Linked DNA regions of Homo sapiens: region 2 is linked to region 1. Evidence: chromatin loops called from intact Hi-C (ENCODE). Cell type or tissue: heart right ventricle. All regions are shown on one strand.

Evidence for each region. A loop is a pair of places that touch in the nucleus more often than their neighbours do. Peaks named below come from ENCODE experiments on the same cell type or tissue, not always from the same donor. Only the 100,000 strongest peaks of a DNase experiment are listed, where the experiment ranks them.
Region 2: it touches region 1 in a loop (1.8-fold over the local background); 4 of 110 quality-filtered maps call a loop at or near these places.

The regions. Positions count from the first base shown.
Region 1 is chr7:7,680,482-7,682,981 of GRCh38, forward strand. All of the region lies in intron 4 of RPA3 (replication protein A3), which reads right to left. All of the region lies in intron 2 of UMAD1 (UBAP1-MVB12-associated (UMA) domain containing 1), which reads left to right. Among named protein-coding and RNA genes, the nearest start is that of RPA3, 37 kb to the right of the region's middle. In heart right ventricle, a CTCF peak has its summit at 1,193; a DNase peak (open chromatin) is centred at 1,197; H3K4me3 peaks cover 359 bases; H3K27ac peaks cover 2,306 bases.
Region 2 is chr7:7,866,888-7,869,387 of GRCh38, forward strand. The region is part of intron 3 of UMAD1 (UBAP1-MVB12-associated (UMA) domain containing 1); the gene reads left to right. Among named protein-coding and RNA genes, the nearest start is that of GLCCI1-DT, 100 kb to the right of the region's middle. In heart right ventricle, no CTCF peak of the experiment used is centred here; a DNase peak (open chromatin) is centred at 1,433; H3K27ac peaks cover 1,784 bases.

The DNA.
Region 1 (2,500 bases):
AATTTTGTTGTTTTTGCTTAGAACAGTTTTGGCTTCTCTGGGTCTTTTGTGATTCTATATAAATGTTAGGATTATTTTTTCCATTTCTGTGAAGAATGTCTTTGGTATTTTGATAGTGATTGCATTGAATCTGTAGATTGTTTTGGGTAGTATGGACATTTTAACAATACTGATTCTTCCAATCCATAAATTTGGAATATCTTTCCATTTTTTTTTATGTGTGTTCTCTTTGGTTGCTTTCATCAGTATTTTATAATTTTTATTTTAGAGATCTTTCACTTTGGTTATATTTATTCCTAAGTATTTTATTTTACTGGTAGCTTTATAAATGGGATTACTTTCTTGGTTTCTTTTTCAAATTGTTTGCTGTTGGCATATAAAAATGCTATTGATTTTTGTATGTTGATTTTGTATGCCGTAACCTTACTGAATTTATTTATTAGTTCTGATAGTTTTTTTAGTTGCATACACATGTATCATGGTTAGCATATATCCACATAACTTTTTTTGTGGCATCGTGTGCAATACGTACATTACAGAAAAATAAATATATTTTGTTGGTTTGTGTGTTTGTTGATGTCTAAATGATAAAGCTAAGTAAAAACTTATAAACATGATTATATTTGTAGCAACAACTTTTTATCAATATGGACACCACAGAATTTGTTAGATTATCTCCTTATGTGGCCTTTATAACCCATTTCTAGAAAGGTCAGAGTAAATTATGTTGTTTAAGCTATAAATTATCTATTTTTTTCCACTTGAGAATACCTTTTCCCCTAGGCAAGCATTTCTGCTTAACACAAATAGGTTTTAGGTCACAATTATTAGATGGCATTGCAGAGTTGATGGAATCAACACATCATGACTTGAAATTCAGGTCTGGGCAGAGTCTAGACACTTGTTTTGGTAATAGGAATATCTGGGCTGTTCATATACAGTTAGCTCACATTTGGACAGAAAACCTTTCTCCGCATTAAGATTTCGAAAGCTTTTAGCCTCTGTAAAATGTCTAGTGGTGCCGAATAAGAATAAGGGAAAAAAGTTCTTGTAGAAAAACATCCTTTCCCTTGTAACCAGTTCCTATTCACGTAAGAAGGTAATAGCTATTCCTTCATTCAGTAATGAAGTTGAAGTAATCCTCCAGGGTACTCATTTTACACAAAAACAAATTGCAGTTTTCATTTGCATCACTGGGTGGCGATTTTTCATAGCCTTATACTACTATTTAAAAATCCAGCAAGCATGGCACTATTCGTAATTACCAGGGTTTTCTCCTGTTATGACATGTTTAATTGTACTTTTAAGACATTATCTTTAAGTTGATTACAAATTTACTAGTGTAGTGGCAAGCTCATAGTTATTTTAAGTTAGGAAAAGGGATATTGCGTAAATGTTAGGATATAATTCCTTCCAAAACTAAGACAAAAGCATGAATTAGCTTATTATGTTATAGCAAAAAGAAGGAAAAATAACAACAAAAAGTAATAGGATATAAATGAAAAGGAACAATTTAGATATTGTTGTTGGTTCACTAATATTGTTGACCAAATATTGAATATAACTTTGAAGCAGGCAGAATGAAATTGGGCAAACACTATTGTAGAGATTAAAGGAATTGGGTTACAGTACAAGGGAAATGCATCATGGTTTTCAGAATATGCAGGTGCTTCTTCAAGTAGGGCATAAGAACTTCTAGTTTCCATTAAGCTAATTATTTTGTAACACTTGCTGAATTTAGAACCAGAATTTAATAATTCACAGCAGCTTGGATTTCACCTTTTAAAATACTTAAAACACATTGAAATATGTAATTTAGTCTCACCTTCTGTTTTCCAGTCTCAATGATCAGTCAGATATTGAAAATAAGTGAGTTATTTTTAAGATTATCTCCTATGGAATTCCTCATTCTGGGAACCAAACCACATATACATACTTCATTTAAACTATCATATTTTTATATGGAACTTTTAAAGGTAGTCTCTTCATCGCTGTGTTGTTTCCTTTATTTAAAAGTGGAAATTTAGCTGTATACATAAAAATTTACATTCTAAGGAATGAGGGACAGTAAGTCACTTTGATTCTGTCTAGGGTTGAAGGCTTTAATTAAAACAGTGACAAAAACTAAACAGGTTTTCAACATGTGCTTCCTATTTTTATTGCCTGTTCTTACAAAAAATGTATACCAGATCTTTAAAAAATTAGAGTGTTTATGGATTAAAAAGTAACTTACCCTATCGCTGTCTCCTTACCCACGTATCGGGATATCCAGAAAAACTCGATTTACATTTAATTTACTTAGCAGTTTTTGTGTTTTTACTTTTGACCTTTAAATTGCAAAGCAAGTATGCCAGGATTTTTCAACTAACTTCATGATGTAGATGCTTGTTTTTCTATTAAGAAATGTGGAGTTGTGTGTCTAATGGATAGAATTAACAGTATTTTCAGTCACTGTTACCTGATTCTGGTTTACCTGTTAATCTAGCAGCGTTTCAGTTTC
Region 2 (2,500 bases), 190 kb after region 1:
GCATTCCAGGAAGAAGACCTTAGTATCCTGAATGAAGAGAATGACATGAACCTGAAGAGAAATGGATGAATTAGGGGAGATATTAAAAGCAGAAAAGTCAATAGGACTCAGTGATTTATTGCATGGAGGAAGTGAGAGGGAGGGAAACGTCAAAGATGATACAGGTTTCTGTGCTGGGCAACTATATAGGTTCTCTTCACTGATAGAGAAAATATTGGAAGATTGGAAGAGCATTAAGTTTGAGGTAAGGTTAAGGTAAGGAAGGGACTAAGCTAAGAGCCAGGTTTAAAACATGTTGAGTGTAAGATGTCCTGTGGAATATGCAAAAGGAAATGTATAATAGGAGTTGAACATATGGATCAGGAACTCTAGAGAGAAATCCGAGTTTGAGATTGGTATATGTGCATGTATCTACATACATATTACTTTTGGGGGAGTGGAAGAGTGGAGCAGTAGGCATGCTCCATATCAGATAAGCTCATCCGAAGAAGTGTGTTGAGATTAGGAAGAGTAAAGGAACAGAAATGGAACCCTAAAGAACACCATCACTTGAGAAATAGACAAAAAGAATAAGCAGCTAGACATGTAGAAAACAAAACTAACAAGTGTACCGAAGCCAAGAACTAAAAATTCAGAGTCAGTAGCAGTAAGTGCTACAAAGTGGTCATTTCAGATTAGCACTTCCAAACATTTTCTGAATTTAGCAAGAGAGTGATTATTAGTAACCTTTGTGAAAGCAGACTCAGTAGAGGGGTGCAGGCAGGAGGCAGGTTGCAGTGGGTGAGGGAGGCATGGCAGACAGTGTGTGCCAACAATGGTCTCAGCCTCGCTGTGAAAAAAACATAGAAAGATAGTATGGGAGTTAGGAAGGTGATATTCCAATAGGCAATATAGAGTTGAGTCGAATTTTAAAAAATGGTTAATTGCTTCTAGGAAAGATTAGCAATTAGGAGACTCCCCCTAATTGATGAAGCCATGTCCTTGAAGAGTTTGCACTGGGTGGATCTGCAGCCCTGGAAGCTCTGGGGAAGGGGTTGGATACAAATGCAGATACATTTGTTGGGGGGTAGAGCAGATAGAGGAGATCCTCACTCGGTGGTTGCTGTTTTCTCTGTGAAGTAGGAGGCTGGCCCACCTGCCAGCAGCGAGGAGGAAGCTGGTGATATAGGGCTAGAGGAGAGAAGAGAAAGGGGAAATGTGTGCTGAGAATCATGAGGCGGGAAGGCCTACTGGGAAAATATGAGCTGCCTGGACAGCTTACGGTTGGAGTTTATGAATTTCTATAAAGCAACTTTAAAACAATTTTTAAAAAATCACTGAAACAGCCTTTTGTGTTTTCAAAACCAGTATTAAATAGGATCCTGCATTTAACGCACTATTTCTTGCCTGGTTCCTTTCCTGAAGTGCTTCTCTTTCCTCTTTCCACCGCGCCCCCACTCTAGTTGGCTAGTAGAGAAGATTTTTCCAGCTTCAGACAAACCACTTTTCCAAGAATACATGGAACAGATTACAGAAGCAAGTAACAGCCTGCTTACTTCCCCTTCTGCACTTGTATGTACGTTCAGCTGGAGTTCTGAAAAGAGGAAGTCGGGAGAACATTTTTTTCTTTTTAAAAGAAAGATTGGAGAACCACGGAGCACAAGCAGGTAGAAATATTGAAGGAAAGAGAAAGAAGAGAAAATGGAAAAAATACTGAAAAAAAAAAAATCATGAGCCAGAAGGTAAACCAAAATGATGTCAGAGACTAGGAAAGGAACAGAGAAAATAATCTGCCTTCTAACCTAGCCTCTTAGTTTGCTACTGAAATACAGCGTTCTTGAACTGGAGCCCTCACTTCTAGGCAAAACTAACACCTAGGCCACATGGAGATAGAAATCTTCTGTGAATTCAGCTTCTCCCCCCTAATTTCTGTATCAGTGACAACATATCCTGGGTTTTTATTTCTTTCTTTGACCTAACCTTTCAATTTTAAAATCAAGTCTGAGTGCCTAGAGTATCTGAAAAAGAAGGGGACCAGATCTAGTGCCATTCAAAAACATTTAATGAGCACTTTGTATATATAGGTGCTGTTCTGGGTACTGGGAACTTGGAGAAAAAGAGGAAACAATCTTTGCCGTTGCAATATGATTTCTCCCAAGTGAAAGGAGACTATTGCTTAGGAATTACATAGGTGCAGGACACCAACTCTCAGGCATTTAATAGCTAGACAGACATTTATTAGTGACCAGCTTCTTATAAAAAATAAAAAGCTTGAGTACTGCCTTAACTGTGCCATAGCTTATATCACCTTCTCCTAACCTCTGTCCCCTGATGCTTCTAACTCAGATTTGCCCCTCCACCTCACCCCACAGTAATGCAAGCAGATACCAGCTGAAGCCAGAATAGAATGGATAGTTATCTAGGGAGATAAAGTGACAGTGTTGCTTGTTCAGGCTATTGTTCAAAGAAGCACGTCTTTTATTTATAGACATTAGAATTTAAAGGCATAGACAGCCAGAGC